Regions from separate parts of the Mus musculus genome. Here region 1 is linked to region 2. Evidence: chromatin loops called from intact Hi-C (ENCODE). Cell type or tissue: left cerebral cortex. All regions are shown on one strand.

The links. A loop is a pair of places that touch in the nucleus more often than their neighbours do. Peaks named below come from ENCODE experiments on the same cell type or tissue, not always from the same donor. Only the 100,000 strongest peaks of a DNase experiment are listed, where the experiment ranks them.
Region 1: a loop joins it to region 2, with 9 times the contacts of the local background. A loop is called at or near these places in 11 of 42 quality-filtered maps.

Annotation. Positions count from the first base shown.
Region 1 is chr9:98,956,684-98,964,683 of GRCm38, reverse strand. Foxl2 (forkhead box L2) reads right to left here. Exons shown (of 1, transcript NM_012020.2): 1 at 6,558-8,000. The coding sequence ends at 7,896. Among named protein-coding and RNA genes, the nearest start is that of Foxl2, 5.1 kb to the right of the region's middle. In left cerebral cortex, a CTCF peak has its summit at 4,145 (motif pointing right); DNase peaks (open chromatin) are centred at 2,366, 6,752 and 7,421; H3K4me3 peaks cover 1,383 bases.
Region 2 is chr9:99,864,786-99,872,785 of GRCm38, reverse strand. No RefSeq gene overlaps it. Among named protein-coding and RNA genes, the nearest start is that of Sox14, 7.4 kb to the left of the region's middle. In left cerebral cortex, no CTCF peak of the experiment used is centred here; DNase peaks (open chromatin) are centred at 3,284, 3,443, 4,058, 4,525 and 1 more place.

The sequences.
Region 1 (8,000 bases), 910 kb after region 2:
GCGGGGGGTGGGGGGGGGGTGGGGGGGTGGGGGTGGCGCTGGCTCAACAAAGATATTAATTGGGGTTATCTTTGGGGGATATGATCTTTTCTCCGTGTCCGGAGTTGCTGCCTCAGAAAGCCAGGTGGGCTTTGAAATCCGTTTGTACAAGGTCAGGCCACCATTTGAAGGTACCAGGAAGCGCCATAGCAGCTTTCAGACCATCCTGGAACTATTCTGTACTGAACACTTGGGTCACCCAGATATGGAAGGGATCGTTGCAAACGAATGAAAAAAAAATCTGTGCTTGGTGTGGTTCATCTCCAAGGAAGCCTGTCCAAGCGGACCAAACGGCTTGTGTCCCTTGAAAACACTAAAAAAACCGGCTTTGGGGAGAACTAGGCAAACACACCAATGTTCAGCAGCCAGAATCCCAGGAGCTGTGGCTAATTTCTGTCTCTCTCAGATTGGTTGTAAAGGCTCCTTATTTGATTATTCTTGGCTCTTTTCCCCTCCTGTAAAACTGGAAAGAAGAGCATCTCTCAGGGGTGTTGTGAAAAATCACATTTGAAAATGATGAAAGCCTACGTGTAAGTCATCATTGTGACTGTGGGGTGGCCAGGCCTGTTTACTACCTGTGTATTTTGCCGGCTAGACAGCAGGATAGATGCTAGAATCATTCATTTGTGTGCACGCGCATTGGCATCGTTTCTGCGTTCAATGGGTACACTGGTTCTCCATGCAAGCACATTAACAAGGATGCTTGAACAAGGACACAGATCCAGGACATCCTTCCAAAGTCAAGCACACGCACACTGCACTCAGCAGGCCAACCCAACGGCTATGTATACATTGTTCAGCCGATCTATTTCTACCTAGCTAGGTCAATGGCTCCGGGGAAGTAGGGTCTCCTGTGCTTCTCTTGACGCTCTGGGGTGCGGAAAAGGCCGGATCCGGGTCTTTAGGTCAGCGCGACTTGGCGCCACCGGGTTCCTTTATCTCTCATCTGCTGGCGGTGGGCAGCTCCTGTTTCATTGGGGACAGAGACCCCGCGGGCTGGTTGATGGGGGCAGGGAGCCAGAGAAGGAGGTGGTAGAGGGTACCCTGGCCCTCCTCAGGTCTAACCATCCTGAGAATAAAAAGTATTTGGTTCGGGGAGATTAAATGGAGCCTTCACCCCGGTCTCCTAGGAGGAAGTAGAACTTGCTGACTTGGGAGAATATATGATTTCAGGGTCCTTTGGGGCTAAGAAGGCTCAGGGGACTACAAGGCTTGAATGGGCAACTGAGCTGCTTAGCTGCAGGATGACTGCATTTCCACACCAGGCGGCTGCTTGGCTATCCTCCTCTGTTCCTTCAAAGGGGTGTCTAAGGTATCCTGGGGATGCCACCACCACTGTCACAAAAGTTACTCAAGCAGGTTTGAATTTTGCTGAGACCCAGCTGTTGGTAGCCTGAGCTCACAGTCCCTCTCTTGCCTTCTTTACAGAGGGCTTGGGAGGACAGACAGAAGACACTGTCCAGACAATTTGAAATTCAGCTGTGGGAGACAAAGAACTCCAAGCAGATAGTTAGGCAGCACAGACACCAGCAGGAATCAGTAGGGACAACCAAGCCTAGCAGTGGCTGCAAACGCTAAAAACACTGTTCCTCCTATGAAGAGCAGGTCCGCAGGGAGCACAGCTCTTCCCCGTCCAAATCTCTAAATAGAAAATAAAAGTGCTGGTGAGAATGAGGACCAGCAGAAAGCTCTCAGGGCAAAAGGGTCTTGGGAACATAGGCGGGCTGTGGCCCCTTGTTCGGTAGATCCACGAGGTCAGCGGGTTGGAACCGTCAACTCTCCGCACTGAGTTGAAAGGGCCATCGGGACGACCTGCTGCCCCCTCCCCCGGGATTCCACAAGGCCCTGACCCGGCCTTTATCTCAGCACGGTCAGCAGTCGCGGGGGCTTCAGGAAAGAGGACAAAGGCCCGATGTCACCAAGGGTGGGGGCCCTGTTTCCTGACTTTCTGCTCACTCTAACAGCCTTCAGTGGTAGTTGGGCAAGATTTTTCAAAAAATATGTGCCGAATTTCCTTTTTTTCCTCTTCTAAAAGCAAACAACAAAAAACCAAATGGCTAATGCCCCTTCCCCCTAGTCCACGGGGGTGAACATTTCCTGGGACCCTGAACTTTTGTTTGCCTGCCCAAACAAGGCTCCTATTACACAGATGAGAATCCCGGGAAAGGCGTTGCTTTGTTTGATGTGCTGGTAGTATTATCAAAGACAGTTAGTTAATCAGGCTGTGGTCTCAGTTTGGTCTTCCTTGTCCGATTGCTCCTGCCTGCTGCGGGATTTCGGTCCCCTGCGGGATTCCTTCCCCTGCCTTACGGTGCAGACTACCTTAGGCTCAGACCGGCCTGACAAATCATTAGTTCTCCTATCTCCAAATCCTATGCAGGGCGAACTGGAGAGTCTCACCCAAGCAGGATGATCTGAACTTGCATGTATCATCCCTGGAGGCTCAGCACCTGTTGTGTGTTTGTTTTTGTTTTGTTGTTTTGTTTTTATTTTTTCTCAGCAGCTGGTCTCACACTAACTCAGTTCCCGCTCCACAGCTCAGCAGCGTCTGCCATTGACTCTCAGCCCGGATCCTGCGTTTACCCGACCCCAATTCCCGCGGGGGTTTCCCTGATTCTCAACAAAGGCCCAGGCTAACACTCGCCTCCCCTGCAATCTCTCACATGAGGATGGCCACCTTCTACTCTTCTGAAAAAAAGAAAAGGTAAAGAAAAAATGCAAACATTCCGGAACCAGGGAACCAGTGAGTTAGGAGACGTATGGGAAAAGCTTCTTTCTCAGAGAAAACTTGGAATATCTGAGAAAAGGGCCTTGGCGGAAGCAATAGGGAGATTTCCTGGCTAAGTCCAAGAGTGCATCATCTGTGTGCCCTCAGGGTCAAGTGTTCAAGGCCATCCGTCCCTCATTCCTGATGTCAAGGGACTGGGCAAGACAGACACCTATCAGCTGCGCCTGGAGCCCAGTAGGTTCTGGTTTGCCTGGGTTCCTGGGGTGTTCAGCGGTGGGCCTGGAAATGACAGCTGGGGGACCATCTGGCATTATGACTATGGTCTGAGCCCTTCTCTTCCTCCCTTCTTCCAGGAATGGGAAACATACCAACAATAAAACTAGGTATTTTGAATTGGAGTATTTAACTATTATAATCACGTGTAGATGGGCCATTCATTATCTCTGCTCTATAGATGAAAAATAAATAAATAAATAAACAAATAAATAAATCTGGAATCAGTATTTTGCCAAGGTCAGAGTTATTAAAGGAGGACTCTGGCCTTCCATGTTGGGGTCTTCCCTGTGGACAGGCTCTTTTTTACGTGTCGTCCTGCATGAGCCACCTCTCTGGGGTGACATGGGCTTGGACAGTTTCATCTCACGCCAGAACCTAGGCCACAAAACCCACACTTCCTGCTGAATGAACAGTCTGCCTAAACTGGCACCCAGGGCTGTGCTTTGTCACAGAGTTGAGTAGCAGGTAGTCTCACCTGCTCAGGCCTCCTCGGAGAATTTCTGAGGCTGGTGACCTGTGGCTGGCAACTTCATTGGCCAGATCTTCAACCACTCAATTGTGTGAGTTTGGTTCCTGAGTCCCAGGCACTCCTTTGGTACAGCCTGGAACTCACTCTGTCCAGAAAGCACACAGTCGCTGGCTTACTGCCTTACTTGGTTTGTAGACTTGTCAGTGTTTTGCCCCTGGTCCCTATCTGAGAGAGAGAGAGAGAGAGAGAGAGAGAGAGAGAGAGAGAGAGAGAGAGAGAGAGAGAGAGAGAGGTGTTCTGGCTAAGGAGCAGAGGCTGTCACACAGCAGTGACATAGTGACACAGCCAAAAGAACATAGTTAAGTACTATTTAAATAAAGTGGGGACACTTTGGGAATCTTGAGCTTGAACAAATCACTTCCAGGCATTGGGACCCCTTTCTGGGTGGCAAGAATTTGACTTAGCAGTTGGAAAGCTTCAGGCCTTCACAAAGCTTCACCCCCTCGCACCCCCCCCGCACCCCCCCGCACCCCCCCCCAGCACATTAGAAGATGGTTACTTGGCTTCAGGAAGCCCGAATTTGCCCCCAGTTTTTACCTACCACCAGGGGGCTCTCTCTACATGGCTACCTTTTCAGTCTTGGCTTGTAAAAGACAATGCAAGGCTCAATACAATCCCTCAGTGTATCTCTTGCATTGGTAAAATGTTTCTCTAGTCCCATTAGAGAATTGGACTCCCTGCCACAAACCCATTTACTTTAGGTTTTTAGGGAATACAAAGGTCACTATAAGAATTCGAACATAGAGGAAATGTTGCATTCTGTCCGTATTTAGGGATGTGTCTGTGCACAACCTATTCCCCTGCTACACACACCGTTCAGTACCATGCTTCACAACTCATTACCTGTATCCTTCAGAAATTGGTAGGATATTTGCATCAAACTCTATTTATGTTGCTTTTATAGAACACACTACAAGCATATATGCGCATCCCCACAGGGGCTACTAGGTATCCAAGCCAGACTGTGTATACTAAGGCATAGTTGTTCTGCACCAGGAACTCTCTTGGATAGTTTTGCTCTCACTTAGGGAATTATCTGAATCAGATTCTTTAACAAATTCAAAAGTGCAAGGCAGAGGGAGAAAGGAGAGAAAGGAAATTTGAGACAAGGAAGGTCTGTTATTGTCCCCAACTAGAGAAAAGGACCAAATTTTGGCGCTTTGCAGAACCCCTTAGGGCTGGAATTAGAGACAGATGTCTTTCTGGAGGCATCCGTGGGGAAGTGGCTCCCTTCTCTTACCTCCTCCAACCACTGTGTAGAGTTGGGAAAGCCCCCTCCATCTAAGTTTCCTTACTTGGCAAAGCCTTCCCAGCTGTGGATGCCTCTTGCTGGTAGTTCTTGGGTACAGTGAGGCAATCCTCCAATGCAGGCCTTGTTCAGCGTCTCCATCTTACTGGAGCTGGGCCATGACCTACCCACCAAAAGCCCTACCTCTGAGGCTGTCCTCCTGCTTTCTACTCTGGATAGCAGTTTGTTGGGGGTGCTGACAGCTAGTCCCCCGGAACAGGGAGCCTCTGTCAGATGAAGTGAGGGGTGCACATACTTTGTTATCCTTCAGCAAGCCAGAAACACACACCCAGGGCACAGCTGTTTAGATCAGCACGAGGTATGAATGCAACAAGTACTGGGTTCTGGCAAGCACCCCCTAATATTAGTCATATAGCTAGTACAATATCCTAAATATATGTCATCCATCCTCCCTGCAGGTGAATGACAGATACACAGCTTATACCCTGTCTCCATTAAATAACAGACACTAGAAACACTCACGCCAGGCACAGACTACAGTGATCTGATCCGTACATTTGAGACTTAACACCAGGCTACAGAAACACCTTCTTGCCTGAGGGATTCTCCCTTTCCACCACAACCGAGATTCTCCTTTCAGCCGACCCCCAGTGGGTGGGCTGAAGTTTCTACCTTCCGGAATCCACAGCACCTCCTCTACACTGTAGCCTCCTTCTGAGATCTTTGCGGGGGGGGGGGGGGGGGAAGGAGAGTGCATTCTGAGCCGAACAGGCTTCCCTTGATCCCAGCAACATTATAATCTAGATATCACCCTGACATTCCTAAGGTTAGACCTTCGGTTAGCTGAAATGAGGACCCATAGGTTCACACCCTTAAGCTCTTAGCTTCTCCCAGCTCGTTCCTCTGGACCTGTCTCTTATCCAGGTAGAGAGAGAGGCAGGTGACAGATTCATGGTTATGCATGGGATCTAAACTCCTGTTGCACGAACCCTCAGCCACTCACTGCCGGATCCAATATCTGTCACCCCATTGGAAAACTGAAGGCCAGCCACCTCTAGTCAACCAGAGAGATTTCATCTGCAACCAGGTCAAACACCTTTTGTATCTTCTTGAGAGCATGGGTCTTAATTCGTTATTTGATGGAGCTCAGTAAAGAGAAAGCAAAAGCCCACCTCCGTAGCATATTGTACACTAAGTCCCACCTGAAACACCAAGTTTCCTACACTTATTTCAAGATAAATGAATGCCAATTGCTAAAAACAACGGTACGACAAATCACCGATTACACTGTAGAAAAGCTTGCAGCTTCCAAGGTGTTTCTGAAATCTGGATTTTATATTAAAAAATGTTACATATATTTTTGACAAAAAAATTCTTAGACGTATGAGGATAGCAGTGGAAACACAGCGTACGCACCTAGTACAATTATGTAAGAGGCAAAATATAAACTTACACGAACGCAAAACGAGAACAAACCTTGCCTACAGTAGCCTCTAGCGAGGGCCGGGTATCTTTGCCGGTGTGAAACAGCCGCAACAGACAAACGATGACACAGAAAAACAAACAATCTCCTGAAAAACAAAGCAGCAGCGACAGCCCAAAGCGCCTGCCACCCGGGTTGTCCTCAACTCTTGTTTGTGTCACTTTTTAAAAGAACACAATTTTTCTTGAAAGGCTCGCTCTCTTAGCTAGCTAGCTGCTGAACTACGGTGTAAAAGAAACAATGCAAGTCCGTGTTAAAAGAAAAACAAAAAACAAAAAAATTTATTTGGGAATTGACAAGGGACGCCCTCACACACGTACAAACACAACAAAAGTGCTCTAGTTCCCTCTAGAAAATTTGGTCCCCGAAAGACATTACTCAACCACCAGGTCACGGGATTTCGGGCCAGCCGGCTGGGGCCACAAGCCCGTGTGGGCCGGCCATGACGAGTTTCACATTTCTCCTTCCGAAGGTGGAAGAAACAAGACATTGGAAAAACAAAAATCAGGGATAGGAGTGTCATCTGGGCGGTGTGTACCAGCCAGGCAGAGATCTCTTCTGGCATCCGGGGCAGAATCGGAAGATCCGGGGAAATTTGTTTTGAGTTCAACTTTTAAATAGAAAAGAAATTCCTAATTTGTAGTGGAAACCTTATTTTAGCTAGTTATTTTCTCCTCCCTCTGAACACAGCCTAATGAAGTCACCACGGGAATTCTTACACAAATTTCCCAGCAGGGTCGATGAAGAAAACCAAAACTTTTGATTTTGTTGTTTGGTTTTAGCAAACTCCAAGGCCATTACATTTCTCCTCCCCACCCCCCCATGAATGTTTTATTCTCTCCCTCTTTCTTTTTTTCTTTAAAAAGTATTTTTTAATATTTTCAAAAGCCTCACCAATCTTTTTCATAAAGACCTGGCCTGGAGGTGCCCTATGCGGTGCTCTGCGGAGCGGAGGCACCACGGCCTCACAAGGAGCGGGGGATGAGAACTCGGTTGCAGGCCGCGGAACGAGGCTGTCCCTGCTCCAGCCTGGGGCTCAACCCCCGCCCCGCCCAGTGGGCCCCTCTGCAAGCGGCTTCTGATCAGTTCCAGGAGGGATCGCAGAGCGACCAGACACGTTCTTTCCATTCTCCGGTAGTGTGGGTCCCTCTTCCCCCAGCAGCCTAGCGCTTCTAGTCGCAGACAGTCGGGGTGGGGAATTAAAAATAAAATCGAGCTTGAGTCCACCGACCTGGAAGAGAGGGCCAAGAGGTAAGCTGCGTCTCAGACACTTCGACCGCACCTCGGCCGGGGACTCACTCCCTGCGGTGAGGAGAGGAGGCCCGCGGAAAGCACGGAGTGGGCGGCCTCCGGCCAGCAGCACGGGAAAGCAGAGGCCGCGGCGGGGAAGAGCACCGGAGGAGCAGCGGAGGCGACAAAGCGGAGTCGCAGGAGCGGGGCGGACCGAGGAAGGGCAGACCGCTCGAGGGCTCTGCATCCAGAAGCTGTCCCGGAGTGCGCGCTGTCAGGCTGGCTGCTGCGGCTGCGACCCGAGCTCGGCTCCTCCACTCCCGGGATAGGGGTGGGGGACCGCTCCCGCGCGCGTTGGCACTCAGAGATCCAGACGCGAGTGCAGCGCGCCCGTCTTGCTGTCGTGGTCCCAGTATGAGCAATGCATCATGGCGAGCTCGGGTTGCCGGGCGCAGGCGAACTGCAG
Region 2 (8,000 bases):
ACAAAGGCGGGCTGGGGGAGGTGTGGAGGAGGCCAGGCCTGCTGAGCCACGCGTACTTAGCATCACAAAACCCTCTTACAAATCGTGACAATTAGGAAGTGACGAGCCTCTGGTGGCCGTCGGGTCCAGGGACTCAGGGTGCAGTAGGGAAGGCCCCTCCTCCCGCCCTCTAGGAAGCTCATGAGGCCCAGGACGCTGGCGTTGCTCCTGTTGTTTGATCTAACCCCAACTGACAGTCCTGTCAGCCTCTCTGCTCTCCTTCATAGCTCAGTGTCCCTTAACATCTCCAAAGATGAAGCTTACTGGGGTCTGGTGTCTCCTCGCGGAGCCCAGCGCAGGAGCTCAGGGCACTCTAGCCTCGGGAGGAACCCAGGCCCGTGGCCCCACTAAGGTGCCTAGCTGATTGTGACACGGGGTTCGATAGCAAAGGGGCACCAGGCAGGTTTGAAAGGAGAAGGCCTCCGCCCTCAGGAGAAGCTAAAACAAACAAACAGCTCCCCCCAAAATTAAAAAGCAAGGTTCCAATCAGACTGCGCCCGGCCTTAGGTCTCTCCTGGAAACTGGACTGCGGTGGCACCGAAGGGAGCCTGGGGTCCACTACAGGGCCACTGAAACCTCTCTCCAGCACACACAGAGGGAAACAGAGTCCTGGGGCAAGCCGCAGAGCAGGTTCCTGGGGTTTCTTTCCTGGACATTTTGTTTTCTTCCTAGACTGCTTGCCCTCCTCCGACCTGGGCCCAGCCTGGCCTCCAGGGCCTGCGGCAGTGTCTTCACCGGGGCCGAGGGTAGCCAAGCTTCAGTTGCAGAGGTGCGCGGCCACAACTCGCCCCAACAGCCCAAATCCTGCTTGTCACGCCGCTGACAGGAGTCCGATTACAGACTTTAAAGTCTGCCGCTGACAAAAAAGGAATCCCCTGGGGAGTTGTGTGTGTGAAGGGGGCGGGTGGGGTGGAAGCAGTCTCTGTCAAACCTGTTTGCTCACAACTGTCTCTTTCTTTCAAGAAAAGCATTAAAGCAAAGCTGTAGAGAGAGAAGCGCCCCGCCCGCCTGGAGCGCAGGACAGCCGCTTCTCCCTGCGCCACGCGCAGCAACCGGCGGCCTGGAGTCCCCAGACACTCAGGTTGCGGGTCCGCAGAGCCCGAACTCCCGCACTCTGCGAGAGGCGTGATTGCCACCCGCTCTGCGCTGCAGAGGAGTCCCGCAACCCGGGAGCACTGCTCCTTCGGAACCTGTGCAGCCCGGGTGTCTCCTCCGCAGGTGCCACTGCTTCTGGGAATCTTTTCCCCAAACTGATCCTTTCTGTCTTGCGCGTCGCCCGCCTGTGCACCCGCCGCTCCTCCGCTAAGGTTTCCTAGGGCTGGACCATGTGCGCTCCGGACGGCAGCTGGCGGCTCCCGCTAGTTCGAGTTTTAGCTGGGTTTTCATTCTAAAATTTTGGCGGCGGCGGTCTGTCTCAAGGGTTCACTGGTCCAGACTTTTGAGAGATTAGGCATGTTGCCTCACTTCACCTTCTGGCCTCCACAAAACTTCGCGGTTCGTGTGTGTGTGTGTGTGTGTGTGTGTGTGTGTGTGTGTGTGGTTTCTCTTATTTGAGTCCTACTCCCCAAACTTTATTCCCTTCCAGTTTCTGGCCTTCCTGTTCAAGGGTCAATTTTCTTACGAAACCTAACTTTACAGATGAAGAAGGCCGGCTACTTCGGCTACTTCGAGTAGAACACACTGAGTTGTGAGTGACTGACACCTGAGACTCCTTAAGGTTTGCTTTTTAAAGCCGAAGCCACCCAACCTCCAGGAATCTTCACTGATCCAAAGCAGGATGATAATTCGGTCCAGGTAGAGCCTAGGGACTTTCACCGCATCGCGCCACCTGCACGAACTCCTCCTGGCCCGGCAGGTTCTCTGGAGAGAGAACGGGCTGCCAGAACCCTGAAAACTTGGCAAGCGGTGGAGCCAGCTCTGACTTGGCGGATTATCGTTCCCTTCTGCCCCTTCTCGGTTCAGGCCTCGTCACCATTGTCCAAGTGGACAATGAATTTCGAGTCATTTGAATTCGCATATCAAGTAATTCACAAGATGCGCGTTAAGAATTCTCAAGTCTATTTGCCGGGTGGGTAGTGCATAGAAGAAAGGGGAAGCGGGAGGTCGTGTGCATTTGGCTGGTTTAGGTGCGCCTTGGTCGCTTTCGACTCGACCGCGGGGCAAGCTTGCTTGACCTCACTCCCCACCCACAACCCACAACCACACATCCCAGTCTCCCGTGTGCAGTGGGAGTGCTGATGTTTCTTGGATAGTACTTCTTGGCCCAGAACCAGACGCCTCGAGGTTGGGTTGTAGCTGAGAAATTAAGGAGATAATAAAGTTGAGGCAGGCAAGGGGGCGCTAGAAAACCGGTGGAATGGACCAGGAACAGGTCGGTCACGCCCCCCACCCCACCACCACCCCGGCGGACCCCGTTTGTGTGCCTGCGGGACTCAGAATCCTGCTGTGGACTTAGGGAAGTTACACTGCCGGGGTGTTAAAATGAGAATTTGCCCTTGGAATGAGCCTGAAGGCAAGCAAAGAGGAGGGTTCGCTGGTGGGCTAACCCAGCCCAAATTCCTCGGTGTGGCAAGAGGACTTCTGTACCCAAGGCTCCAGCCAGGCTTCCGAAGTCTAGGGATAGAGTTGTGCTCCCTAAAGCGGAAGGACAGCAAGCTCAGGGCGTCCCGAGGCCGCCGTCTTAGAATGTCCATCCTCCTTCTCTCCCGACATCCCTGATGCACCCACTCTCAAATCCCCAAAGTCTCTGTGCAGGTTAGGGGATGGAGCCAAAAGCCAGGTGAGACAAGGTGATAGGAATACTCAACTTTTCTCTTTACTACGAAGTGTCCTGCGTTTCCCCGGTGCCCAGCAGCGGCTTCCAAGTTTTTAAGACCCCCATCTGGAAAAGAGGGGATTCAGATATCCCGGTGCAATCGTGGCAAGAACCCGAGGGCACGTCTGTCCAGAACTGTACCAGGCTGAAGGTATCTAGAGGCGCCACACTCGACCCTAGGGTGACAAGGAATTCTCCCGACTTCCAGTTCAGGGCTCCGCGTGCTGCTTTGGGGACCGGGGGGGGGGGGGGGGCAGGGGGAAGGGGACGCACCTTTGAACCCCGGAACCCTTAGTCCTAACGCTACGGTGAGAACCTAGGGGAGTGGGTGAGAGAGACGCTCCGGAGGCTGCGCCTCTGACTAGACAAGTTAGCACATCCAACCGGGTACAGCTCCAGACTTCCTACCGCACAGCGGGGACGGGGACGTGAAGGAAGAGAGAAGGGAGGGTGCGGGCGGCCTGGGCGCTCGCGGCGGGTCCCCCTTCCCTGGCACCCCCCGTGGCGCGGCGAGTCAATGGGATTTGCACACTCGAGGTGTAACAGCATTACTGCGTTAATTAGCATTTCCATTTCACGTCCAGATTGTTTACTTATCTGCGGGAAACATATGTCGGGAGAAGTTCACATTCCGGATTCTGCTCCGCTGCCCAAGGTGCAATTCCGGGGAGGCGGCGAGGGGGAGGGGAGGGCTTCAGATTTTTTATTACACCCTCTAGCCTTATCTGCCGCTGTAAATTGAGGATCCTCCATTGAGCGGCATATGGAGATTATATACTTTTTTGAATATCGTTTCCCAAAGCCTGCAGATTTTCACTTTGAAATGAAACAATCCTCCACCGCTCCTCCAGGAGCCAGGCGCCTCCTGTGCTGTCCAGCGCGGCCACGGGGACCCTTCCGACAGATCGTCGAGCACCCATCTGCCCAAGGCCGTAGCCGACGCCGCACAGAACCCCGGTTCTCCAGACTTAAAACAATGTCCGGGGAAATCTACCCATACACCGTCTGAAGCCCAAGACAGAATCCATCGCTGTTTTCCCGAGCCTGACCCCGGGATTTGTGCACGCTTTGCTGCTTGCGCGTTTCAGATACCCGCATAGACGCGAGCTCACTTCTGCCCTCTTCCTACGCTCTAAACCCGCAGCGGGCGGGACTGAAACTCCCAAGTCTGTGCACAGCAGCTGCCCGCCGCATCTCCGAGCTCTCAGGCGCCTGGCTCTTGAGACAGCCCAGCGACTTTGGTTTCTTTGTTTGGAGGGCAGTAGAGAAGGTGGGCCTGCGGACCCCTTACTGTGAACCTTGAAGGGAAATTCTGCACTGTAGGCACCAGTGTCCCTGCTCCCTAGTAAGCCGGGCGGACCCAAGGAGTCAGGACTGAATCCCATCTCTTATCTCTCCCCAGATTCCTTTCAGCCCGAGATCAGAGAGCTGAAAAAAAGGAGAATCGTTGCTTTTTTTTTTTTTAATTTAATATACCAAGCCACCCGTTAAGGTCATTTATATGCTTAATTTAGTGATAAAAGTCAGTAAGCAGAATCACAGGACTCGTCCCTCTGTCTTTTCACCACATTTCTCTACAGTAATTGGAAAATCCGTCAAATATATGTTTGCTTTTTCCTCATTCGCTGCTTTGTCTGGAGTGCGGGTCTAATAGCCATACTTTTGTTCTGTAATTTGTTTGCTCTTTTAGAGAGCATAAGGAAGAAATGTGTGTCCCGTGCGGTTTCGTTCATCTTGTCTAGGCTCAGTTTACAGAATCACACACCCTTGGTACATACATCTTCAAAAGCCAAAAGTCCGACATTTCCTTCAAATGCCCGTTTAATGTCCCGTGGGAAACAAAATGCAATGTTCCACCAGAACAAAGAAGTGGACCAGAGCAATACAATTAAGTCTGAAAAGTGGGGAAATGGGGGACCTAAACACTCTCTCCCATTAAGTATTGTTTTGGAATTTCTTTTTTTTTTCCCAAGACCTCTAAGAAAATTGTGAGGTGTCACCTCTATCTTCTGGGTCTATCTGTAATTGAATCTAGGTCACTATTCTAAAGCAAGGAAAACCTGCTTCCCACTTTCCTACATCAGGCTGAAATTTGGGGGAGGGACGGGGTCTTGCAATTTCATTTAAAATGTAATGGTGGATGAGCTGATAAGCAAATGGGGAAAAGGAGTCTGCTAAAAGGAAAAAAAAAGGCATGGTTTTAATATGCTCCAGATGGGGGCAAAATGATTTACATGAGAGTTTATTTCCTCTTTGCTGATATGAAAGAATTACAGATACAAAACCCACTGATCTATAGAATAAAAAAAGAAAAGAAATGTTATTTTCCTGTAAAGGTGTCAGTTCATTTATATTCATTTAACCATCCATCCATCAATTCACTTCCCCAGTCCCTGCACACTCTCTGGCTCTGTTAAACCTTCCCCTACCAATACACTTTGCTGGAATATACAATGAAGTTTTCATTCTTTAAAATAATATTAGAATGCAGCAAAGTCGGTAAACATAGGAAAGAGAGGAAATGTTGCTGCTGTTGAATATTCCTGGCAATTTAACATTATGTTTCTATGACCAAAATGTTAACCATGGTCACATGTCATTATTATTGCAGGCTGAGTACATGCAGCTTGCCTGTGGTCGAGATCATGTGCAGGGCATATGTGATTATTTTCCACAAAACACACATGCAATAGGAATATATTTAGCATGTGAAAATCTTCCTGTCAGATGGAAATTTTAACAACACCCGAAGAATCCTTGTCTACAGTCACATAGTAACGCAGTGCATAATTAAAATAGCTGTCTACATTAGTATGAACAAGTATACAGTTCTTGGGAGGGGGTGTTTGAATAAAAAAGTATAAGCAGCGCCAATTTGTATGTGTGTTCAAGTTGTCACGATTGCCAAAGTGCATACTAAAATCTGTGACCACTAAAAAAGAAATCGGAGTTGTCATCCAGGGATCTCCCAAGGGGTGGAGGTTAGAGAAGGATAAGGTTTTCTTCTTTTGAAATAAAAAGTCACATCCAGCCTGACTTTCCCTGTGATCTCCCAAAACAATGGAGTCAGGTATTACCTGTTCTCTGCTTAGATGGTGTCCAAATAAAAGACTGGACGAGACAATGCCAACTCCTCTCCTCCAGAGTTTTCAGCAGTAAATTGCTTGACACTTGACCGCTTGATGGTTCCCTTGGGTGATGTCTAATCCTTTCGTTCTTCTTCCCTTTCCTGTCCCTTCCTTCCTCTGGCCTTGTTGAGTTTTTCCCTCATAAACTGTGAACACTGCTCATCGATCAGGTCACTCAGTGTAGGTCTTCATAAATCCCCAGCTTCACTCTTTGCTCTTTGCTTCTTTCTGGACTTGCCCTCTTGGGGGGTGGGAATGTGTTCTCTCAGCAACTAAATTTTAATAATAATTTTTTTAAAAAAAGAGTAACAGTTATTGCCAAAAGTCAGAGTGGCTGTGTTTGGTGTTGCCCCAAACCCCACAGTCTCCTTTGGAACAACTGTTTTTCATCTACATCAGTGAGATGAAGGCACACATTGGAAGCATTGTAGAATTGCTTGCTATGGTTTTACCTCTTGGGCTCTCAAATTTTTGAGAAAATTGTGCCTCGTAAGAAGTGCCCACGTGCCCTGAAATATCTTTGAGAACCATGTGACCAAGAATTGAGCTGAAGACTCGACGTTGTGTCCTCTCCTGAAGGGGTGAGTGGAATTTCTCTCTTTTAAAATATAGGTTTGGTTTATACAAAGTTATATGTTTGTGTAAGGAGATCATGCTGGTGACTAATGTGGCTCCAGATGACATCTTCCCTCCTGCTGGGAAGATCCAGGTGACACCTAGGGATTCAGGTCAACTTTGTCATCACAGGCTTGGTGAAGTGCAAAGGGGAGTGACTAGAGCAGTGTTCATGGCCAACCTGCTCGCTATGGAAGACTGAGATGACATGGAGGTTGACCTGAGCCAAAATGAAATAAACGCCTTAGCTCCTTGGAGTTACAGATGCTTGGAGATGGATGCTTGGAAATGGTTAGACATCCCTCGAAAGCTTGTTCTGCAGTAAACATGTGAAATGGATAATATGGAGGTGGGGGCGGATGTTTTGTTTTATGAAGAAAACTTTCAGTGGCAAAGCAGAACCTAAGCCTTGTGCCTAGGTCTCTGCATGGCAGCATCCTTCTAGAGGTAGCTTCTTCTGGGGCTCTTGGCTGGCCAAGAACCTCCACATTTCAGGGGATATTTGTTTTGCCCTTCTATGTCAACTTCTACAGAACATTCTCCAAGGACATTTTCTTCTTGCTTCTCTCTCTCTCTCTCTCTCTCTCTCTCTCTCCATCTCTCTCCGTCTGCCTCTCTCCCTCTGTTGTGTGTGCGTGCACACATGCACATGTGCACTCAAGCTCCTGTAACCCGAAGTTAGATTATCTCTGCTCTCCTCCCGTGTACAGTATGATGGGTACCTGAAGTCATCATACCTACCGAAAGAAGGCATCCTCATCTTACACTGAGACAACACTGAATGGAAACAGGTAAATTTCACTTGTAATAAACTATTGTTGCAATGAAAATTCCCATTATGTTTTCAGCGCTTTGAGAATGCCCAAAAGTAAGATAAACTCAGAAAGAAAAAGAAGTTCTTAAAATTGAGACCACAAGAAATATGTACCCATTTTTGTCTTCTGGTCACCCTCAAGTGTGGGGGGGGGAGGGGAGGAGCAATTGAAACTGCCTTCATTCATAAATGCATTTGCACACACCTGTTAGTCTGAAGTCTTCACTCTCTTAAGTGACAGCTAGTCACCTGTAGACAGAATTGAGATGGCCTCTTAACCCCCATTAACACTCTACATTACTGTTAATGGACTAAGGACAGGTGGGAGGATAGACATAGCATGTCACCCCCTATTAAGCACTCGTGTGCATGAGCATACACACAGCACACAAACACACGCACACGCACACGCACACGCACACGCACACGCACACACACACACACACAATCCTAATAATTAGTTGGGCCCCAGTTCCCTGCCAATAGCATCCAGGGCACGTACTCGTCCCCTTAATAAGCAAGAGCAGTAGTGAGCTCTCTGAGAGAAACCCATGAACCTTCCAAACGGTTGACCTGGAACCTGTTTAGA